Regions from separate parts of the Mus musculus genome. Here all the other regions are linked to region 3. A link is a loop called in an ENCODE intact Hi-C map of the cell type or tissue named here. Cell type or tissue: heart. All regions are shown on one strand. Region 1 holds the start of Gspt1 (G1 to S phase transition 1). Region 2 holds the start of Rsl1d1 (ribosomal L1 domain containing 1). Region 3 holds the start of Snx29 (sorting nexin 29).

Region 1 (8,000 bases), 69 kb before region 3:
GCTGTGAGCCACCATGTGGTTGTTAGGATTTGAACTTAGGACCTTTGGAAGAGCAATCAGTGTTCTTACCCACTGAGCCATCTCCAGCCCCCAGTGATTTTTAAGATTTCTATTTTCATTGATAATCACTTGCCCAATTTACTTGGCTCTATAGAAAGTTGCATTTAAATGGATGATGCTTAATTACACTTAAAAGAGTTCTACTTAGTCATTGTTTGGAATTTGTTGTTTTTACATTTTCGAAGAGAACAAGGTCAGCACCAGTTCCCTAGCTCTGACTTGAGATGGCTGGACACAGGCATATCTGTGAAGACTCTCACCACCAAGGCCCCTTCCTCTGTTGGCTGCTCTAGGCAGTGCTGTATTTCAAAGAGAAACAACACAAAACAAAATAAAGAGCAAATCATTCCAGGAGAAAGGAGTATCTAGCCACAAGCCCTTAAAGGTTAGTCCCGAGCCCACTTACCACAGACTGGAAAGGAACAACAAAGGAAACAGTCACTATCTTATGGACCCCTTCCTCACCACCAAAAACATCTGGATTCCCCTTAGGGAGTTACAGGTTAGGTGCTCTCCTGCCATTACTTTTTTCTGCTTTCCCCCAGTAAGAATGATGGCAACATTTATGGATTCAAAGTTCCCAAACTCGTCCCATATAGCTCTAGTCTTCTACTTAGGCAACATCCAGATATCAGACACAGAATGCTTACAGAATTATTATTCTTCCTTCTCATTGGGTATGGGTTCTTACTCTAGCCCATGCTGACTTCAATTTCTCAACTGTTTCAATCACACAACAAAATTTAAACTGGGTGATGGTGGCACACACCCTTAATCCCAGAATTCAAGAGACAGTCCAGTAGATCTCTTGGGAGTTTGAGTTCTAGGACAGCTAGAGATACATAGTGAGATCCTGTCTAGGAAGGGAAAAATAATATAAAATAAAATATATATAAAAATTTTTCTAGAAACAATTGATGCAGTAAGACCATTTTTGATTATAAAAAAAAGTTCACACATACTATAATTTAGAAACTTTCTGACAAACATATTCCTACACTTAGTAAAACCACAAATTAGCAAGTAATAGATAAAGAAAAACTCCTGCACAAAACAAAATGCCTAGACACTCAAAGTGACCACTCCAAACCATGGCCCTGTGGATGATTATCCCTGTTAAAATCTGATCAGTGCCTGTAAATGCAGTCTCCAGTCTATTCAAAGCTGGTAGTTCCAGATGAAGGAGAGCCAAGAAAGACAATGGCTGGAGATGTGGAAGCTCTAAAATAAGGTAGAAACAAGTACTTCCAGCAATTTGTAAGGAAGCTAACAAGTAGATTAATGTCTAAAAGAATTAAAAGTTGAATGAATTTCCTTGTTTGAAAAGAAAAATATCAACCACACACAAATAAAAGAAATGCCAGTCAATAAAAGTCAAATCCCCAGGTTTGAAGGAGGGCAGCATCCCTCCTTCCTGCACAATAAAAGCCCCAAAGCTCACTGCCCCCCAAAACCCACTCTAATACAGACCCAGCTCCTCACAAAAGCATTTCCCTGAACAGTCCAACACCCTCTCACTTCTAAAAAGCAAAGTGAAGCACGTTTCCCAAGAAACTAAATTCCAAGAACGTATTTATTTATTTATTTATTTACTTACTTACTTATTATTTGCCAGACAGTCCCGGTAGCCTTCACCTAAAGATCTTGCTGCCCTCACTTCCTGAGTTCCAGGGTTGCAACCTCACCTGGGAGGGCAGCGAGGTGATAATGCCATTTGTTTTCTCTGCTTTTTCCAAGCATTCTCCTACCTCAGCCTCCAGAGTTCTGGGACTCTATAGGCATTAACTAGTTAGTGTACCACCACACCAGGCCTAAGTCCAGAACTTAAAACATACTCTCACTTGAAATAAGCTCAAATTATCTGCCCCACCAATGTCCCTGCTAAATAATCAAAGTCTCGGCCTTTTCCCTTCCCGTTTCTTTCTTTCTTTCTTTTTTTCTTTAGGACAATACCATATTTACTCAAAAAAGCATCGTCATGGGTGGGGGAGCGTGTGGGGGACTTTTGGGATAGCATTGGAAATGTAAATGAAATAAATACCTAATTTAAAAAAAAAGCATCAGCATGAAGGCAATACTTAAGTTCACTCAACAGCATTGCTACAAAATCTGTACCTGAAAGCAGGCTACCAAACATACAGCCCGTTTGTAAAAAGGTGTTTAAAGACTGCAGTTTGAAACGACAGAAAGTGTATTTAGTAGCTACTTTATGTGACAAATATTAAGTTATCAGAAGTATTTAAGTAACAGACTAGACTAATACACGAACGCAAACTAAGCTTTTATAAGCAACCCTTATAAGGGCCATACTTTTAAAACAATTAAAAGTCTACACGCCATTCAGAAAAAGTCTTAAATCCCGCTTAAAACCGCACATAAATCAATGAGGTTTACTACCACATGTTAGTACTGAGGAATCCTTGTGACATTTAAAAAACTTTTCAAGTATTCAAAATGTTAAGGGTGAAAAAAGGTCTTTGTATTGACAGCCAACAGTTTCTGGCGGATCACAAGCCTGCAATGCATCTTGGGATTCCTTCAGGTCGCTTTAGTGCCACCGATACTTAAAACGCAATTACAGTTCCAAACGTAGAAACTACAGTAGGAGCAGCTCTCTGGGCCAGCGAAGAGACAAGTCCTGTCCCCCAAACCCTAGACTTTCACACCCTCCTCCTGCCGGACTTCAAGCCCTATCAGTCCCCACTTCTGGGCCTCGTGGCACTGACTGGCCCAGGGCTGGCAGGGTCCCATACAGTTCCTATGCCTAGGGGTGAACCGCGTGCGGCCTTCCGCGGCGGGGCAATCGCCCCCGGGTCCCCTGGTCTCTGCTCCTCCTGGCCCAGGCGCCCCAAGCCAAGCAGCTCCCAGACTGGAGGCGCCCCACCCAGACCAGCCGGCGCCGCTGTCAGCGCCCCACGTGCGGGCCGGCCGGCCTCCCGTCCTCTCCACCCAGCCCACCGCGGAACTCCGGCCCCAGGCCGCCGCCCGTGCCTTGGGGATATCCAGCCCGGCAACTTACCCGAAGGGCCTCCCGCGCCGCTGCCTGCTCCGTGGTCGCCTCCGGCTGCGCCAGCTGGGGATAGCGGCGGCTGGGCCGGACCCCGCAGGAAGGACGGCACGAATTCAGCGGCGTGGACGTTGGGGACGAAAGGCTTGGCGTTGACGTTGAGTTGCCGGCTGAAAGCCGCGCTGAGGTTCTCACGCTGGGCCTCGGCCACCGCGGCCATGGAGCCGCTGCCGCTCCCGCCGCCGCCGCAAGGCCCGGGCCCGGGGGCCTCCATATCCGTCTGGTCCCAGCAGTCGGGCGCAGAGTCGCTGCTGCTGCTGCTCCCGCCGCCGCCGCCACCGCCGCCACCGCCGCTGCTAGGATCCATGATCGGGGGGGCCGTGTGTGTGGTGAAGAGAGGGCGGGAAATGGAGGCGGGGGCGGCCGACCGGGGAGGAGCAGGCCGCGCTGACCCGGGGAGGACGGCAAGACTGGGGAGCTGACAGTCAATGACTCACTCGCCGGCGTCCTGGGCAGCAGCTACAGTCCAGACAGTACACTCGAGACCAGGTCGACAGCGGCTCAACCCTCCTCGTGTGTGCGAAAGGATCTCCTCCCACCCAACCCCAACTACCGCCGCCGGCCTCACCGCCAACCCCACGTTTGGAGAGAATTGACCTCTCGCTACCACCCGTACCTTCGCCTCGGTAGTTCCCGTCTGTGTCCGCCCGCGTTTCCGCCTACGAAGCGCGGCCGATAGCTAAACTACAAGTCCCGACAGTACCCGCGAAGACCCGGTGCGGTTTTCTCGGGGGCTGACGGGAGTCGGAGTTCAGCGCTCAAGCGTCACCGGAAGCGGCTGGAACTCCCGGCAGGCAGCGCGAGGAGGCAGAAGTCTGGTGGCCCATCTGTCGCAGGGTGGGGGTAGGGGTAGGCTCTACTCGGCTAGGGCAAGACGGTGGGCCGAGCCCTTCCGCACGAGGCGACGATCCACCCTAGCCTGTGAGAACACCCGGTCCGCAGGCCTAACCTAGAGGAATTTTTTTTTCTTCTCCCTTTTCGGCGCCTTTTCTGTCTCCCAGTCTATATACCTTATTCTCTTTCTCTCCACCCGCAGCCAGAGTTTGCCCTACATTTCAAAGCCGGCGGGAGGCGTCTTTCCTTTTATGTATTCATTTTTGGAAGAGGCAGTAAAACCATGAGATGTTACAGCTGAAACTGCGTGTGGCTCATAAAGGTCCAAGGATGTCCGGCAAAAGGATCCTTAACTGGAAAATTTCAGTGACTCATGTTATGTTTGACTAGTCATTAAAAGCCCGCACCTAAAATGTTTTTTCGTCCTTTCATCCTCCCTGCCAGGAGATTTACAAATTAATCGGGATTGCCATATTTTTTAGTGTACCCAGCGGTACCTAATAGTGGCTATTTTGGTGCTTCCAGTTCCTTAGCTGCCATTAGGTAAAGTGCTGTTCTTTTGAAAGGCCGCATCTGTCAGCTATTCTTACAGTCCTTTAATAATGAGGGCATCTCACACTTTCAAGTTGCATTTTAGTAATTGTGGGGTAAGTGACAAGCAAGAAAAAATAAAATTCACCTTTATTTTTTACTGCACGAAGTAGGAATACCTGTTCTAAATACCTGTTAAATGCTCCTGTAATTCACCCATGGAGACCAAGACAAAGAAAAGTATACTCTTAATTTTACTTGCTCTGAAAAGAGTCTAGACAGAATGCAACTAACCTACTTGGAAATTACAGAGTAACATATTCAAAATGTTCAAACAACGAGTTTTTTTTTTTTTTAAATCTGGATCTAAGATATCTAAATTGGAATGCTGACTTTAAACATTTGTATAATAAAAAGTGAGAATTTGGCCTAACGAGAGAGGTAATAGACAAAGTTGTCAATAATTTTTTGTTTGTTTTGTTTTTGTTTTGTTGGGTTTTTTGGTTTTTCGAGACAGGGTTTCTCTGTATAGCCATGGCTGTCCTGGAACTCACTCTGTAGACCAGGTTGGCCTCGAACTCAGAAATCCACCTGCCTCTGCCTTCCAAGTGCTGGGATTAAAGGCCAGCACCACCAATGCCCGGCTTTGTCAATTACTTTTTAAAGCAAGGCTTCAAACTAGCTCTTTTTTTCTTCTTTTTGTGGTTGGTTAGTTAGGTTTTGGTCGGTTGGTTGGCTGGTTGGTTGGTTGGTTAAGCAGAGACAAATGAAGCCCAGGCTGGCCCTGAACTCCAGTCCTTTTATCTTACTTTCCAAGTGCTGGAACTCTCTGCCTGTCTACCACCAAGCTCAGCTTGAACTGGTTTTTTGTAAATGACTTTTTTTTTCTTGCATGTGTTTTAAGATGTCCTCTTTGTGTGATCCAGACTGACTTGGACTCAAGATCATCTAGTTGAAACTGCTGGAACCTGTACAGCACCACAGTTTTCATCTTTAAATCTGTCTCTAATAAATTCATACCTCATGGGAGATCTGCAAGCCCCAGCCCACTCCAAAGACAGCTCAACATCTGCATGCGGCTGACTGAACTAGCTCACCACAGCCTATCACTGGATAGAGCCAACCCCTAGGGCTCCGGGTGTTCACACTCTGAGAATGTTAGCTCTTCACAGCTAGTTGAATGAACAGTTTCTTTGTTCATGGTGCTTTTTCTAGAGACAGTGTCAGAAAAGTGTCGTTTGGAAAAGCCTTTGATCAGCCAAGTGTGTTGGCTCAATCCTGTAAACAAGGAGGATCCCTATAAATTCAAGATTAGCCATTATTTAATCTGGGATCAATGTCTGCAACCCCCAGTGTTGGAATTATAGAGATATACCACAACTCTGACTTTCTTTGGTTTTCAAAGGCATTGACCTACCTGTGCAAGCTTCAACAAGAAAATGAGAGTCTGTCAACAAACACCGCTGTTGTGCTAAAAGTGAGCAACTTGAAGACTGTTCTTGGTTCCTACCACCTAGCATAAAGCTAAACAAGTAAATGCAGGCAGTAAGTGTAAAGTGTCACTACTGTCCTTTATAAGCACTTAGGACTTTTCAAGTACAGAGCAATAACTCATTTTCTTTACGTGTGTGGGAGAGAGAGAGAGAGAGAGAGAGAGAGAACACACACATGGAGATCACAGGACAACTTTAGAGTTATTCTCACCTTTCATGTTGTTGAGGCAAGGTCTTGTTTTTGCAATGCCCTGTCCTGCAGACGAGCTGGCTAGAGGGCTTCTGTGCCGTTCTTCTGTGATGCCTCGATGTAGGAGTGCTGGGATCACAGAGTCACATCACCATATCGAGCTTTGTTTATTGTTGTTATTGTTTTTAATGTGTGTCTCAGTGCTTATATGTCTGTGAATACCCAGTGCCCACAGAAGCCAGAAGAGGACATTGCACCTACAGATGTTGTGACCCACCAACTAGGTACTGGGTATTGAACCCCAGTCCTCTAGAAGAACACCCATTGCTCTTAACCACTGAGCCATCTCTCCAGTTTTATATCCAGCTTTTTATCTGGTGTGATGGTTTGAATAGGAACGGCCCCCGTAACTTGACATGTTTGAATGCTTGGTCATTGGGGAGTGGCACTATTTGACAATGATTAGGTGGGTATGACCTTGTTGGAGAAGTATATCACTGGGGATGGGCTTTGAGGTTTCAAAAGCTCAAGCCAGGACCAGTGTCATACTCTGCCTGGTGCCTGTGGGTCCAGATGTAGAACTCTCAGGTGTTCTGTAACACCATGTCTACCTGCAAGCTGCCATGTTCCTGCTGGGACAGTAATGGACTAAACCTCTGAAACTGTAAGTCAGCCCCAGTTAAATGCTTTTCTTTATAAGAGTTGCATGATCTCGTGTCTCTTCACAGCAACAGAACATTGACTAAAATATCTGGTTTCTGGGGATCAAACTCAGGTCATCAGACTTGTATGGCAAGTACTTTTATCCATCTTTTGGCTTAAGAGCCAGTTTTTCCAAAGACTTACGCTATTTGCTGGGATGTATATAATGGGTTAGTTTGACAGCTCCTTTCCCTAGCAAATCTATGCTTCTTCTAGGCTTGAACCACACTACAACAGATAATTCCTATTTTCCACTGCAAATCTCACTAGCTGTCATTGCTAGCAATCTCATTCTCTCCCACCCAATTTGATGCTAGAAAATTGAGCCTAGGATCTTGCACATGCTAGGCGCACATTCTACCAATGAGCTACGTGCCTCTAGTCCTTCTTTTTGTCTTTTTTATTCTCCATAAAATACCATTGTATTTCAAAACTAAGTCAGGGTTTCCATATAGTCTTTTAATTCAACCATATGGTACTTTGTTTTGGTTTTGAGCAAAAAGAAGTGAAGTTGATAAACTAGTGCAATATGATCTAGTTAACTGCATTGTTTCAGACCAGTTCTGGAAATCTCTGGTGTGTCAGATATTAGCTCTCAAGATGCTAGATAGTAAGTCCACTGGAGTTATAAAGTAGTTTTGCCTGTAGTATGGCTGATGAGTATTTCCAAATACAAAGTAAAAAGGTTAAAAACTTTCATACTAGCAAAAGAACATGTTTTGTGACCACCTGGAACCCATGTAAAAGTAGACTTCATCCTGGCTTCCCACATCTCTACCAAAGGGCCTTAATGATTCTCTTAAGGAAAACTATTTGGAACAGAACTAGAATTGGAGAAGGAGAGGTTCCCCCTACTTGAGGCAGAAATAAGTGACAGCACAGAGAAGCCCAAGTGCTCATACTTTGCCTGAAACCTCAAGGTTGCCAATATTTTTTTAATAGACCTTGATACTTTGTTTCATGTTTTAAGATCAGAAACAAAACAATTTCACTTCTACATTGCCTTTTTGATCCCAAACCAAGTTCAAACTCCTGTAAAAGAAGATGACATCAATCCTCATGCCCTGCCCCCCAATTGCTGGGATTACAAGCCTGCACCGCCTGCTAGTCAAGCCATGCTGGA
Region 2 (8,000 bases), 120 kb before region 3:
TAACCCTGGCTGTCCTGGAACTCAGAAATCCACACGCCTCTGCCTCCGGAGCACTGGGATTAAAGGCATGCACCACCACACCTGGCTAGAAGGTCCTAGTTTTATTAACAAGATCCTTAAATGAGGTAGGGGATAGGGGGGAGAGGAGAGGATTACAAAACCCTGACATGTAAAGTTTAAAGAAATCTCATATAAATGTTCCTTGTTACCTGCAAGAACCACGCTTAGAGATGTTTAAGACGGTCCCTGTGATACATCGGTTAATCTCTTTGGACAGATTCTTTGCCAGAAGGTTCACAGACACTGGAACTCTATAAAAGCACACAGGCATCAGAACATTGGAGACACACAGAAACCCCATACCAGTCAAGTCCAGTCACTGCAAATAAACTCACTTCTTTCTCTGATAAAAATGCCTCCCTATGTGTGAGGGCAAATGCCGTCGAATTCTCGCATCAGTAATAAAGACTTCAAAGCTACCCAGGAGGCGGAGCTTGGCTTCATAGGCTTTATATTCTGTTTTTAAAGTTTTAAAAGGGATAATCTAGAATACAGAAACAAGACCAAAACCATAAAATGTTAAGCATCTAAAACAGAAGGAGAAATATTTAACACTTCCGATTCAGACTGGTCCTAGAGCCATGCCCCTCTCGGATTAATAAATTCCTAAGCAGCTAAAATATGCTAGAGGCCTAGCCAGATGGTGGGAGACCCTGAGAGGAACGATCAAGGAGCCTGGATAAAATCCCAGCATGTCAGCCAGGCACTGAAGTATATGACATAACTTGTTCTTGGGAATTTCAGGTTGGAGAATACTAACTTTGAGGGTAGCCCAGCAATTGAGCAAGATGCTATCTCAAACAAAATAAAACGAGCTGCAGAGACAGACAGCTTAGTGGTTAAAAGCATTAGTTTCTCTTACAGAGGACCTGGGTTTGATTCCACCACCCACATAGTAGCTCGTGGCCATGTGTATCTCTCTCCAGGTCCAGGGAATTCAAGACTCTCTTCTGATCTACATGGGTACTTATATAAGGTGCATAGACACATGTAGACAAAACACCCAGGCTGAGCGGTGGTGGCGCATGCCTTTAATCCAAGCACTTGGGAGGTAGAGGCAAGTGGATTTCTGAGTTCTAAGACAGCCTGGTCTACAAAGTGAGTTCCAGGACAGCCAGGGCTAAACAGAAAAAAATACCAGTCTCGAAGAAAAAAAAAAAAAAAAAAAAAAACCAACCAACCAACCAAAAAAACCAAAAACCACCCACTTTTAAAAAAGCAAGGGTATTGTGGGTGGGGAGGTAGCAGCACTTGATATAGAGGTGTAAAAGTTAAATCTATTCTGAGTTAGAGGCTAGCCTGGTCTACATTTCAAGTTTGGGGTAGAGTCTAGCATGTGTAAGTTTGATCTAACATGTGTAAAGTTTTGGATTCAATTCCTACTACCAGGAGAAATATAAAGAAACAGACTACAAATATAAACAAATAATCACAAGCCAGAGCCAGACATGTGATGCTCTACAAGTACACAAAAAATTAGGTTTTTAAGCAATCTGCAACGGGAGTATAGATGGCTCAGTGCTTTGGAGCCGACTGCTCTTAGAACACATGAAAACAACCTTCTACAACTCCAGTTGCGGGGAACCCCATTCTCCCTTAGGCACTCTGCTCAAGACAACTAAAAATAAGATATGAAATCTGACATGCATTTAGCTTTTCAGACACCAATCAGAATACCACCTTTAGCAAAAGCAAATACAGCCAACAATGACATTACAGTGGCAATTACATTAAAAAGAGAAAAACGGGCTGGAGAGATGGCTTGGTAGTTAAGAGAACTTGACGCTCTTTTGAAGGACCTGCGTTTTATTTCCCACACCAATCAGGCAGCTTACAACCACCTGAAACCCTAACTCCAGGAGACTTCAAACCCTTTTCTGGCCATGGAAGACACCTGCATCCACACGGTGCATGCATGTTAGGAACACACATCATAGCCATAAAAGAATAAAATAAAATTACAATGAAAATAGACCTGAAAGATCAAGAATTACAGCAGTGTATCGTACTTCATTTCTATGAAGTCTTTGAAAGGACTTCAACGCATCAGCACACCTACCTGAGAGATAGTGTTAACTCCGTGTTTTTTCAAAAGCTTTTTATAGAAACCTTCTGTCTGTTCAGGTGAATCGAATTCATCTTTTGTGAAGAGACATACATCTGAGGATTCGGAGAGAATGCTATGAGGCAAAGGTCTGCAAAACACGACAAAAAAGGCCAGAAAGTACGTGGGTTATTCACAACACATGCTTACTCTCATTCAAGGTCATTGTTGACCTAGGAGAGCTAAGGAGAACATACAATACATGCAGGCAAGCCAGATGAATCAGTGGGTGAAAACCTGTGCTCAGTGCCAGGCCTAACAACCAGAGCTCAAGCTCCAGGACCAACATGGTAGGGAGAAATGGCACTGACTGCCACATGCGTGCACCCAATACTCCAGACAGACAGACAAACACAAATAAATGCTCTTTAAAAATATTTTTAGTTATTTGTTTTCATGTCATTGTTTCTCTGTCTTAGAATACGCTCTGAAGATAGGGCTGGCCTCGAATTCAAGAGATCTGCCTGCCTCTGCCACTTCTGGCTCTAAAAGAGAAAATATTGGGCTAGAGAGACCAAATGCAGGATTGTACACACTCAGCAGTTAAGAGCACTTGCTGCTTTCCCAGGAGATCTGATTTCTGTCACCTGTACCAACACTGGGCTGCTCACAACCTCTTATCTCTGCAGTCTAGGTGGTCTGACATCCTCTTTTGGCTTCTGCAAGCACTGGACACATGTGGCCCACATTCTTACACTCACACTCTGAGTTTTAAAAATTAAAGGGGGTGGGCGGCTGGAGAGATGGCTCAGCGGTTAAGAGCACTGACTGCCCTTCCAGAGATCCTGTGTTCAATTCCTAGCAACCACATGGTGGCTCACAACCATCTGTAATGAGGTCTGATGCCCTCTTCTGGTGTGTTTGAAGACAGCAACAGTATACTCACATACATAAAATAAATAAATGTTAAAAAAAAAAAACAGCCAAAAAACAAAAAAATCCAACCAAACAACTCTCAAGAGATAAATAATTACTTACACTTTGACCCGAAGTTCTTTCTCTGGAATTTTCCATAATATCACCATTAAAAATAAATTTTCGCTCCCACTCAACAGCAATTCATTATTGTTTTTTTTGGACTTTGAGCGATTAGATATTACTTCCACTGCCTTTCTAATCTGCAGAGACAGAGAATAAGTTAATTTTCTCAATCTATGTTAATTGCTCCCACACAGACATATCTGCTTCCTTTGCTCCTTTGGGGGGCGGGGGGCGTTTCAAGAGAGGGTTTTCCTATATAGCTCTGGCCAACCTGGAATACTTAGTCCAGGCTGGCGTCGAATTCAAAAGATTCGCCTGTCTCCCGTGTGCTGGGATTAAAGGCGTGCGCCACAAAGCCTGGCGCTCCTCTTTCTATTGGGCAAATTTCATCAGCGTATCGGGATATTACAATTTGTACCCATTGCAATGTAAGAACCCGTCTAAAACATCTAAGGACTTGCTTCCAAAATCTGTTTACAGGTTGTCCTTTCTACGTAAGAGGACTATTCGGAAGCTTCTCCTGCCCTCTATGAGAAAGGAAGCGGTCAGGAAAGGCGCGTTGGCCCTGCTACCAACACTTTGTGCACGGACACATGACCTGTGATGCTGCAGAACCGAGCGCAGAAGCCCGCTTTCCACAGGAGGCAAACAGGCCAGAAGTGTGAGAAGAGCGAGCCCGCTGGGTGCGTTCCCAGAGGCCAGCCTCGAGCTCCGGAGAGCCCACGCGGTCGCGGGCCCACTTCATTTCCAGCCTCTCGCCCCACACCCTGCGCCGAACGCGGGTCCTAACCACCCTGCTTCCCGAATCGTCGTCCCCAAAAGCCACTCGCCTGCTCTCTGTCCAGCTGTAAAAGAGCGGTCGGGGTCACTTGCACGTCGGTGGTGGTCGCCTCAGCGACCGAGGCACTGGGAGATTCGGACGCAGAGCCCTTCATGTCGCCTCGTGTGGAAGGCCTGTAGAAGTCAGAGCTCATGCGCAGCCCGGAGGCCCGGAACCGGAAAGCAGTCAGTAACACTGCGAGGGGGAGGGGTATCACGTCATTTCCGGCGAGGCGCGAAATTAGATGTTGGGCCCGCCCTCTTGGGTAGATGGTGTTGCGGTCGTAGACTGTGCCCAGAGTTATTCTAGCGGCAGCATCTCCTTTGCCTCCGACTCTTTCTAAGGCTGCAGGCCTGAAAAACCCTGTCGCTCCTTCCGGAGGACACCGAGCGAGCGCCCTAAGGAGAGACTAAAGCCCTCTCTTCAATCCCGTGCTGTCTTCTGCAGAGCGGGAAGCCGTGGCTCCTCCATTCCTTTCTGGCTTCAGGCGTCGGTTTCCCCAAATTGGTGGTATTCCCAGGAAATAAAGAGAAACTGCCAACGCTAGGCGCGGGATGCTGCGCGAGAAACGAAAAAATGAGTCGGTCTCTCAGGAGCTTCGGCCCAGGTAAGACCTTGCGTGAGTGTGAAGGGATAACTTTAGTGTAGGAGAGAATACGCCAGAACGTCCTATGAGTAGTTGCCAAGCATGCCCACTGTGGTGACCGTGCCCAATACCCCGTATTCGAGGTTGTTCTCAGTCAGTTCAGGGAGCTCTCAATAGTACCACCAGTTTTTATTTTCGATTAGTTCGAGACAGAGCCTCTATTGAGACAGAGTATTATTGAGACAGGGTCTCTATTATTGAGACAGGGTCTCTATTATGGCAATTCTGGCTATTCTGGAACTCTATATAGACAGGTCTGACCTCGAACTCACTGAGATCCTCCTGCTTCAGGTTTCAGAGTGCTAGGATTAAAAGCATCCACCAATACGCCCCCACTTAAGTCAAACTCTTCCTATATCACCCAGGGTTACCCGAGTGAGCCTCCTCCTCTACGTCTCAGATGCTAGATTTACAAGAGTGAGCGAGTCCCCTGCCCCCACCTTGTACCGGCACAGTTACATAATTTATTTAGAAATTTTTATGTGAATGTTAAGGATAGTGACAGGTTCAGCTAGCTGTGTGGGAATAAAATGCTCTCCATTGTCAGATGTCTTCCAAAAGTGCTCCTGTGAAGGGACCATGCTCTGCTAGTGTCTGTTGAGGGAGGACCTTGTCCTAATTTAACTTGTAGAATACAAGTCCTTGGCACCTGCTTCTACTTGGCTATTTAGAATCTAGTATAAGATGGACTTTTAACATATTGCAGTGACTTGCTACACTGGGCTTGAGGTATGCAGGCTAACACACTCCAAAGAGCATTGGTGGTCTTAGGTGTTCTCTTGCCTGTATTCAAGTTTGAGAACCAGACGTTTTTGGTTTTTCGAGACAGGGTTTCTCTGTGTAACAGCCCTGGCTGCCCTGGATCTCACTTTGTAGGCCAGGCTGACCTTTAGCTCACAGGAATCTGCCTGCCTCTGCCTCCCAGTGCTGGGAGTAGGGCTTTTTTATTTTATGTATATGTTTTACTTGCCTGTGTATCTGTACACCACATGTGGGAAGTGCTAGTGTAGATCCTCTTAGAACTAGAATTACAGATGGTTGGAAACCACCGTGCGAATGCTGAGAATCAAACTGTAGTCTTCTGGAAGAGCAAGCAGTACTCTTGACACCATCTCTCCAGCCCCAAGCACCAGACTTTTGAGCCAAGGAAATTCCATGAATTCAGATGATAGATCCTTGAGGCGATTGGAAACAGTAAGTGTCTAGAGCCAAAGAATTGCAAAATTGAAGAAATAGGCTTTTAAAACTGACAGGGGGCCTAGTTACCAAACTTCACTTACATTCTGGGCTACAGAACAATACTCTCATCTCAGTGTCATTTCTGAAATTAGACTTATGATTACTGTTAGGCGTGTAATTTTTGTCTTTACAACTCCCTCTCATTCACTCATTTGTAAGGTGGCCCTCCCTAGAGAGAGGGAAGCCAGATGCTATGCTGTGAGACTACGTGGGCAGCCAGCTAGTAACCACATGCATGAAGGTGGAAGGAAAGCCTTCTTTGTAGACACAAGAGAGACTCCAAGTCAGAGCCCTTTAGCTGTGCTGCTCCTAGCTTTCTCATAAAACACAAATAAGCCTTTGCTAATTTTAGCTGCCGTTCTCTATCAATAGGTATTTGATAGAAATTTATAGCCCTCCCACTCACATATTCAACTGTATAATTAATATTTGAACTTTTGTACCTCCCATTCACCATTTTTACCATGATCTCATATGATGCCCTCAGCTTGCCCTTGTATTTCCTTTCTCAGTATTGAATACTTCTAAGACAAAGAGAGTTATTTGTAAGTCTTTTCTCTTCATCCCTCAGTTTGATGAATAATAGTCTGCAGTGTGGGCTTGGCGGCTCACATCCCTAACACCAACACTCAGAATTATAGGATTAAGGATTTCAACGTAAGCCTTAGCCACCTGGCACGGTTAAGGCCGGTCTAAGCAACATGAGACCATTTCAAAATAAAGCCTTGGAGATACATGGAAACCTAGATAATCCACAAATTCCTGAGCATGAATTACTGGACAAATGGGCAATACTAATAATTATTAATAAGATTTAAAAATGAAGAAAAAGGAACAGATTTGGAAGCTATTGGAATGAGTTCTTTTTTTTTTTAATTTTTTTTTTTAATTTTTTTTTTATTAGGTATTTTCCTCGTTTACATTTTCAATGCTATCCCAAAGGTCCCCCATACCCACCCCCCGGAATGAGTTCTTTGGTGGGATGACTCAGTGGGTCCAGATACCTGCCATCAGACCTGTAACCTGAGTTTGATTCAAAGAATCTACATCATGAATAGAGAAATCAGACCCCTGCAAGTTGCCCTCAGATTTCCACATGTGAGTTCTGGCCCATGAGCCATGGCACAGATGTGCCCACGTGAATGCATACACACAAGAAAATGCAATTAAGAAACAATTTTAAAAATACTCTTTTTCACTATTTCAAGCTTAAAGTTCCAGTGCTATATCTAAGTAATTCTGGGATGTGGAGAAAGATGTTTCTGAGAAAAAAAGAAAGCTTAAACATCATCTGCATAAGGATGGTTACAGCTGTGGAAGTAGATGAGAAATAGAGAGCCAAAACAGAGCCATCAAGAAATCTTTAATTGTGGATTAGAAGAGAAGAGAGTTAAGGAAAAGAGAAGAAAGTGTGGGTTGGGGACACAGACCCAGCATAAGAATGGCCATTCTCATCCAAACTACCACACCAGCTAGCACAATATCTCATATCAACCTCCTCCAGTATCTCCTCATATTTGGAACACATTTTAATTGATGGATGAACAGGGGGCAGGACTGTTAGAAATAATGGGAGGTATGGCCTTGTTGGAGGAAGTGTGTCACTGAAGGTAAGCTTTGAGGTTCCAAACGCTCGAGCCAGGCCAGGGTCTCTCTCTCCCTGCTTCCTGCGGCTGTGGAATCTGGGTGTGTTTCTCTCCAGCACCACATCTGGGTGGATTCTGCCCTACTCCTGCCATGATAATGGACTGATAACCCCCTCAAACTGTAAGCAAGCTCCAATTAGATGTTTTCCTTTATAAGAGTTGTATTGGTTATGGGATCTCTCTTTTTTTTTTTTTTTTTTTTGAGACAGGGTTTCTCTGTGTAGCCCTGGATGTCCTGGGACTCACTCTGTAGACCAGGCTGGCCTCGAACTCAGAAATTGCCTGCCTCTGCCTCCCAAGTGCTGGGATTAAAGGTGTGTGCCACCACTGCCTGGAAGTTATGGTGTCTCTTAACAGAAATAGAACATTGACGAAGACAGTTTCATAGTTTTCAACTTGATGCAAGCTAGAGTCATCTGGGAGGAGGAAATCTCAGGTGAGGAAATACCTGCATCAATAGACCTGGCTCTTAGGGAAGTCTATAGGACACTTTTTGAAATAATG
Region 3 (8,000 bases):
GAGCCAAATAGGTAATAGGTACAGAACTGATCCAGTTTGTGGCTTTACCAGTAAGGGTATCTGTCACGTGCTCAGAGTACTCAGATAGCAGCAATGCCATGGACTCCAGCCCATTGTCTCTATGTCCCTCCTGCTGTCACATTTTGTAGTCTTTATAAAGTCAGGTTGTGTAGATTTTTCATGTGATATATCCTGAGATTTAAATGTGGTCAATATAAGACAAGATGTAAAAGCTCCTTATTCCCACAAAGCAACCTGCCTCAGGGCCCTGCAGGGGCTGTAGTGTTAGTTGGCGACTCTCAGTGCAGGATGCACTCATCCTTGGTCTTGTGCTGCCTTGTGTCCTGCTGTGTCCTGCTGTGCATGGCATGACAATACCACTGAGGCTCTCAGGTGAATGCCTACCTGCTTCTGTACCATCAGGATCGGCTCAGCTGGACAAGGCCGACACCGAGCTGACTAGGATCAGGGCTGGTGACGACAGGATCTTTCCCCGAAGCCTGGAGTATACAGTGGAAGAGTGCACCTGTGAGGACTGTGTCAAGAGCAAACCCAAGGGGGATTCTGACCATTTCTTCCCGCTTCCAGCCATGGAGGAGGGGGCAACCATTCTTGTCACCACAAAAACGGGTGACTACGGCAAGTCAAGTGTGCCAACTGCTTTGCAAAGTGTCATGGGGATGGAGAAGCCAACTCACACTAGATAATGAGCTTCCTAACTGGTGTGAAGCTGCTTTGAGAACCTTCTGTCAGGAGAGCTGGTGTTTTAGATGTCGTTAGGATGACCGTTTACCAACCAAGAATACAGTTTTTTGTCCTTTAATTCTGGTTTTGTAGTTGACATTGTTTATGTAGTTTTATTTTATGTGCATTGGTTGTTTTGTCTGCATGGAGATGTGAGGGTGTCAGATCCTGGAGTTACAGACAGTTGTGAGCTGCCATGTGAGTGGTGGGAATTGAACCCGGGTCCTCTGTAAGAACAGTGTTCTTAACCACTAAGCCATCCTTCCAGCCCATGGTTGAATTTTTGACTCTCTAAACCAAAACCAAAACAAGGTGGTGGTGGTGTATGCCTTTAATCCTAGTACTCAGGAGGCAGAGGCAGACAGATCTCTGTGAGTTTGAGGCCAGCCTGGTCTAGACAGCTAGTTCCAGGGCAACCAAGGCCACACAGAGAAACTTTGCCTTAAAAAAAAAAAAAAAGAAAGAAAGAAAGGAAGAAAGAAAGAAGAAACAAACAAATAAAAAAGAAACAAAAAGCTCTCCAACATCTCTAGGCCCCAGAATATTATGTTTCTATCAGGCACCCACAAACATGGTAGGTATATTTGAGGACAAACTGGATTCTCCCCATGGCCAAAGAAAGCAAGATTGTCCCATGTTTTTCTATAAGTGGAAGCCAGGCTAATTCTGTGTGAAATGCAGCAGGTGCCAGCATGCTCATAAAAATGCATGTGCTACTGCTGACAAACACGAACCTGGTACTGTTTTCAGCTCAAGTGCAGGTGTGTGCACTATGTAGGCTTAATGGTGCCAGAGATTGTTCTAAGTCATTTTACACATACAAAATACTATAAGGAAGGTAGACCATTATTACCTCCACCTTATAAATGTTGTCAGGACTGAGGATTGGCTTAGGGGAGATAGAATACTTGCCTAGCATACTCAATGTACTAGGTTCTACCTCCAGTTTACACACACACACACACACACATACACACACACACACACACACACACACACGGAGAGGGGGGAAGTGAAGAGAGAGGAGAGAGAAAAGAGGAGAGAGAGAAGAGAGGAGAGGAGAGGAGCAAGACACTGAGTGAGTCCGAGCAGGGTAATAGCCAGTGAATGACTGTTTTATTTTATGAAACTGTAACAAGACATTTGAGGCTTGTTAATGTGTGAAGTATCAAAACATATCAAAACATATCATTTTTCTTTTTCTTTTCTTTTTTTTTTTTTTGGTTTTTCGACATATCATTTTCCTTACAGGCTAGCCTTAAGCTCTTGATTCTCTCTGGACTGGGATTATAGGAAGGCAGGACCTGTTCCACACTTGGTCTGCCTCATTTGTGGAGTTGGAGAGCTCCACGTGAAGATGCTAGCATCTGGGGAGAGAGCGCTGTTTGTGTCCTCCCAGGGTGGAAGGTGGAAGATTTTAGCTGAAGCCATGTGAAACCTCTGTAGGACTTAAGACCACTGGTAAAGGGCAGCCTGCAGGTTTAGTCACCTCCCTTTCCTTTCTTTATTGGAATCAAATCCAGGATGGCACACATGTGTTCTTCCACTGAGCTACTACAGTTTCTAGCTCTTCATTATTTTCTTATTTCTGATCAAGAGCCTAAGTTCTCCAGGCTGGGTGACTCCAGCCTCATATCCAGCAGGCAAAATAGTCTTTCAACTCCATATTTAAAATAGGGCAAAACCCTGGATTTCACAGTTGCTGTGAATTTAGCTCTTGTGTTCTCTCAGCACCTACCCACCTTTCCTCTCACTGTTGCCTAGAGTCAGTTGGACAACTCTTGTAGTTCCCTTAACCCACTGACCCACTGTCATTCTCCTCAGACCCATTACAATGCATTCTCATTCTAGAAAGTTCTCTCTCTCTCTCTCTCTCTCTCTCTCTCTCTCTCTCACACACACACACACACACACACACACCCACCACAAATTCTCCCAAGTGCCTCAGGCAGTAATTCGATTCTTCTGTGAATGTTGGTATTAAAGGTGTGCATGGTCACACCAGGATTGTAAGTGAAGTTTCAAATTCTGACTGCATCACTGTGCTTTGCACTTTTATTCCCACATCCATCATCAAGAAAGTACAAACTCTCCTGCCTGCAGGGCCTTGCACGTGCTACTCCAACTACTGAACTATATCCACCACTCCGGTTTTACCACTCCGGTTTTACTTTTTATTTCGAGAGTCTTGAGAAGTTACCCAGAATGGCTTTGAATTCACCTTTTGTTTTTGTTTGTACAGAGAGTTGAAGCTTGGGCCTCCTGCATGCAAGGCATGTGCCCTCTCTACCAAACTTTTTTTTTTTTTTTTTTTTTTTTTCGAGTCAGGGTTTCTCTGTATAGCCCTGGCTGTCCTGCAACTCACTTTGTAGACCAGGCTGGCCTCGAACTCAGAAATCCGGGATTAAAGGCGTGCGTTACCACGCCGGCCATCCACAGCTCTTGAATTCTTGCAGCTCAGGCTCCTGACTTATCCTCTTGAATGTTGGGATTTAAAGCCTGTACCACCAGGCCCTGCAGGCCCATTACTCTTTTTTTCTCTCTTCTCTTTGAGACAGTCTCAAGCAGCCCCATCTAGCCTCGAAATCATTGAGTAGTTCAAGGTTGACCTTGAACTTCTGATCCACCTGCCTTCCCCCGAGTGCTGGTTTGACGGACATGCAACACACTACTCCAAGCTCTCGGTACGCGTATATCGCATCCTTGTCCGAACTTCAGTCTAAATGGATGTCTTTTTCTTGGCTCGGGGATTGGGAGGCATTGATTTTGTGAGGTGCCGGTTCTCTTCCCTGCTACCCTGGGGCGTCGATTTGCCCGAGTATTTTGGTTCCGGGTCGGGAGGCGGGCCCTAGGAGAGTCACTGCTTCCGGGGCGGGGCCAGCGGGCGGGGCGCGCGTTCTCCCGGCCTGTGTGGAGCTCGGCGGCTGCAGACGCGGCGGCGGCGGCAAGGCAGGCGGCGGCCCCGGGAGCAGCAACATGAGCGGTGAGTGGCGGCCCCGCTGCTGTCACCCGCCCCGTAGCGCCACTGCAGCCGCACGCTCCGGGCCCGGTGTGCTCACACGCTGCAGACCCCCGCGGGGTCGCTCGCAGGCTCGGAGCCCTGGCCCGGAGTCTCCTGCACCGCTCCCACTATCCCGGGGCTGGCGCTCCTGTCCCTCTGCCTCACCAGTGACAGCCAACTCCTAGAGCAGAGCTTGCTCCCAATTCCCTCCCAGACAGCCGATCCCTTTGACAGGTTTCCGCACCCCGGATTCTCAGATCTCTGGTACTTGCCTTAGTCCCTCTTTCTCCCGTGACCCTCCTGGGACTCAGCTCCAGTTACCAGCCCCTGGTTTTTAGTTATTCTCTGTTCCAGGTCTCTTCCACCCAGTGACTCCTCTTTCTCCAAAGGCAAAGAGCATCTCTAGACACCCCTGTCACACACAGCAAACCAGAGCGACAGCTCCGGGTCCCCAGAGGTCTCAGTGTTAGGACAGCTTTGTCTTCTTCCCTCCTCTTCCCTGCACCTGTGTCCCCAGAGCTGGCCAGTTAGCCTCGCAGCGTCCCTCTCCCGGTTGTGCCTTTTGTATTTGGGCTGTTAGTTCATGCTTCAGTTCTCTCCATGTCTTCCTCTAGCTCATCGTTTGAAGTCTCCGGTTGTGTCCTGAAGCCCTTTCCTTCTTGCCCAATGCTGAACCTAAATGGGGCTCAAGCGTTGCCCAAGCCAATACCACCAGCAGGGAGGTGGAGCGGGTGGGGAGTCTGGAAGTGAGAGGCAGGTGCTTGTGACGGCTTGTGCTCAGTGATACCGAAGTTTAGTCCCTTTGTCGGAGTCTGTGTCTTCAAGCCTCCCTCTGAAGAGTCCTGATGATGTTTTGATGTTTTGGTGCTAAGTCATTCCTGGGTGTTGCGCGTGGAGATGGGAGTGACTCAGGGAAGGCTTGTGTTGGCTGTTGATTCTCCTGCTGGACTCAGGGATCTGGATTCCCTTAGGAGGACCCGCCTACCCTCGTAGTTTCTGTTTTTTCTTACTGTGCAGCTGGATTTTCGTCTCTGCACCCAGTCTCTAGACTTGCACTCAGGTGTTTCATGGAGCGGAGAGGGTGCTAGGGCAAAGGAGCAAAGGGCAGTCTTAATTTTTTGTTTTTTAAATTATTTCTGTGCATCTTTAAAAAAACGTTAGATGCTTTTTGTTGCTCAAGAGCAAAGTTTATGGAACTGTGGTCTTATTGAGGGGACTAATGGAGGGGTTTTTACAGTTTACGTTCATCTGCCAAAGCAAATTACTGGGTCTAACTTAACACTAATGTTAACAAAAACGTGTGTGCCAGCATCCACCAAAAGGTGATGGAGCCCAATGTACTGGGTTCAAATCCTGGCTCTACCACATAAAGCAATATGCTTTTTTTTTTTTTTTTTTTTTTTTTTTTGGTTTTTGGTTTTTGGTTTTTGGTTTTTCGAGACAGGGTTTTTCTGTATATCCCTGGCTGTCCTGGAACTCACTCTCTAGACCAGGCTGGCCTCGAACTCAGAAATCTGCCTGCCTCTGCCTCCCAAGTGCTGGGATTAAAGGTGTGGGCCACCACCGCCCGGCAGCAATATACTTTTTTTTTTTTAAACTCGTGTTTTGGTTATTAGTTGGGATTTTCTTTTTTTTTAATTTTTTAAAGATTTATTTATTTATTATATGTAAGTACACTGTAGCTGTCTTCAGACATTCCAGAAGAGGGCATCAGATCTCATTACAGATGGTTGTGAGCCACCATGTGGTTGCTGGGATTTGAACTCTGGACCTTCGGAAGAACAGTCAGGTGCTCTTACCCACTGAGCCATCTCACCAGCCCAGCAATATACTTTTAATTAATTAATTTAGTATGTGTGTGCAGGTGTGTTTGCATGTGCACATGTGTAGGAGGGCCAGCAATCAACCCTGGCTGTTTTTCTGTCTTGCTTCCTTATTTGTGGAGATAGGGTCTCTCACTGACCCCAGGACTCACCGTTCTAGCTAGACTGTTTTGTTTAGCTGGTCTTGGAAATCATCCTGTGTCTGCCTCAGCACACCAGTCCTGGAGTTAGAAGTATGTCCCCCAGCAAGCACGTCACTGACTGAGCCACCTCTCCATCCTTTAAAGATGCGTAAGTTAGAGCAACTAAGGTGGAATTTGCAGCAAAGCAAGCATACACAATAGCATCTGCCTCCTAGATTAGTAATGACTTTTGGTTGCTCAGCTAAATGATTGGTGTTAAGTCCTTTAACAGGGCTCATTGTTACTCTTTCCATAAAAGCTGAGTGAAGAGTGGGGACAGGCTTGCATCTTAGTCCCTCTGGGACAATGGTGGGAACCAGGCACTCTGAAATACTTTGTGATCCCAAGGGGTAAATCCAGAGCCTCATGTATGCTGAGCCTATGTCCTCTCACCAGAGATAGATACCTTAATCCTAACTTTTCCCTTTGAATGTGACCAAAGGGCTCGTCATAGACCTGGATGTCTGCAGAAGAAATTCCTTTACTTCATTAGAGGAAGAACTGAAATTGAGAAACCAAAGGAAATTGGCCAGTTTATCTTTCAAGGAGACACTTAGTATCAAAACTCTGGCTCAAGCATTTGTAGTTAACTAATGACCTGTGTTTGGCCCTGGGACCCATAGGATAGAAGGAGAGCTGACTCCTGCAGGTTGTCTTCTAACTTCCACAGAAACACTGTGGCTAGCACATGAATCCACAAGATAAATAAATACAAACGTAATAAGAATTCAAGGGAAGTTTCAAAAAAATCATTAGGTCTCAAGCCAAACAAAGCATTTAAAAGAGACCAAATGGCCTTTTTGGAAAGAGCAACTGGAGGCAGGAGCCTCCCGTCCCCTCCCCAATGCCGAGTGCATGCCACATCTGGAGTTTTAGTAATGTGTGTTTCATATAGCTCCTTTGTTCAGTTGTAACCAAGTGCGCTGTCAGTTTATTCCTTTCTGAAATAGTATCATTGATTCAGAAGGGTGGAAAGGCTAGTGTGAGGTCAGACCCAGCCCTACTCTGCTAAACATGTGCTTCATACTGTGTCTAAGCTCAGGGTAGGTACTTTTGTTTCTTGAAGACTGAGGTTGAAAATGACCCCATCCTACCTCCCTTGGGATTGATAATTCGTGCTTAATGAAATTAAGTGCAGGAGAAATTTCCATTCTTCTCGAGGATTTTCCTGCCAGGTGTGTGGCAGGCTCTTGTCTGTCACTACAACACTCCCAACACTGGGTTATTATGCGTTTGAGGTCAGCCAGGTCTATAGATCAGGTTCCAGGCTAGCCTGTGATACCTGGTGTATACCTGTCTCAAAACTGACACCCCAACTCAAAAAATTTGGGGGTGGGGGTGGGGGTGGGGGTGGGAGGATTACTTCAGACACTGCAAATGTGGGATTGTATAATGCACTGGTATCTCACCTCGTTGGTAGTTACAGCTGCTTGCTAGTTCGTCTGCATCCTTGCCTACTTCCCACCTCTCCCAATGCCATGCCACTGCAAAGACTTTTTTTTTTTTTTTTTGGTTTTTTTCGAGACAGGGTTTCTCTGTATAGCCCTGGCTGTCCTGGAACTCACTCTGTAGACCAGGCTGGCCTCGAACTCAGAAATCCGCCTGCCTCTGCCTCCCTGAGTGCTGGGATTAAAGGCGTGCGCCACCACGCCCGGCTACGCAAAGACTTTTATATGTATCTCTCATATTATGTTTAAAAATAATTAATTTTGTAATCCTGTTAGAAAGCAGTGATATCCCAATAGCACTCACCAGCTAATGTTCACATTTAAGTCCTTGCTTTATAGTTTTGTTTTATGGTGTAATCTTACAACACAGATCTAAGGGTGGATTTTGTTTTAAATAATTTAGCTGTCTTTGGAAGAGAATTTAGTTTTGTTTTTTCTTATTTTGGTTTTTAGAGACAGAGTTTCTCTGTAGCCCTTGTTATCCTGGAACTCACTCTGTAGACCAGGCTGGCCTTGAATTCAGAGATCTACCTGCCTCTGCCTCTTGATTGCTGGGATTAAAGGTGTGCACCACCACTGCTCAGTGGGAAAGAGATTTTAAGGTTTATTTTAGTGCTGTGACAGAACTGTTCAAACCTCACTGGGATCAATATTAGAAAAATTGTATCACTCCAGAAAGACATTCTGGGCTCGTTAGCAATTGCTGTTCAAGTCCCTCTGCTCAGTCTTAGGCAACTAATCTATTTTCTGTCTCTGGATTATTTTTTCTTATTCTTTTGAGATACTGTATTATGTAGTCCAG

The links. Hi-C counts contacts between places; a loop is a spot of excess contacts. Peaks named below come from ENCODE experiments on the same cell type or tissue, not always from the same donor. Only the 100,000 strongest peaks of a DNase experiment are listed, where the experiment ranks them.
Region 1: a loop joins it to region 3, with 6 times the contacts of the local background. A loop is called at or near these places in 12 of 42 quality-filtered maps.
Region 2: it touches region 3 in a loop (4-fold over the local background); 6 of 42 quality-filtered maps call a loop at or near these places.

The regions. Positions count from the first base shown.
Region 1 is chr16:11,250,564-11,258,563 of GRCm38, forward strand. It overlaps Gspt1 (G1 to S phase transition 1), which reads right to left and starts at 3,762. Exons shown (of 15, transcript NM_146066.2): 1 at 3,080-3,762. The coding sequence starts at 3,434. LOC115488671 reads right to left here and starts at 3,073. Exons shown (of 2, transcript XM_030249388.1): 1 at 1,662-3,073; 2 at 1-359. Mir1945 (microRNA 1945) reads right to left here and starts at 3,882; the gene lies at 3,805-3,882. In heart, a CTCF peak has its summit at 4,119; DNase peaks (open chromatin) are centred at 3,028 and 3,758; H3K4me3 peaks cover 3,457 bases; H3K27ac peaks cover 2,502 bases.
Region 2 is chr16:11,199,176-11,207,175 of GRCm38, forward strand. Rsl1d1 (ribosomal L1 domain containing 1) reads right to left here and starts at 4,117. Exons shown (of 9, transcript NM_025546.2): 1 at 3,976-4,117; 2 at 3,143-3,282; 3 at 2,120-2,255; 4 at 396-544; 5 at 210-311. The coding sequence starts at 4,080. It overlaps 2610020C07Rik (RIKEN cDNA 2610020C07 gene), which reads left to right and starts at 4,208. Exons shown (of 3, transcript NR_038156.1): 1 at 4,208-4,572. In heart, no CTCF peak of the experiment used is centred here; a DNase peak (open chromatin) is centred at 4,136; H3K4me3 peaks cover 3,552 bases; H3K27ac peaks cover 2,072 bases.
Region 3 is chr16:11,319,252-11,327,251 of GRCm38, forward strand. Tnfrsf17 (tumor necrosis factor receptor superfamily, member 17) reads left to right here. Exons shown (of 3, transcript NM_011608.1): 3 at 424-817. The coding sequence ends at 707. Snx29 (sorting nexin 29) reads left to right here and starts at 3,653. Exons shown (of 21, transcript NM_028964.4): 1 at 3,653-3,727. The coding sequence starts at 3,721. In heart, a CTCF peak has its summit at 3,842; DNase peaks (open chromatin) are centred at 3,610 and 4,630; H3K4me3 peaks cover 2,244 bases; H3K27ac peaks cover 1,543 bases.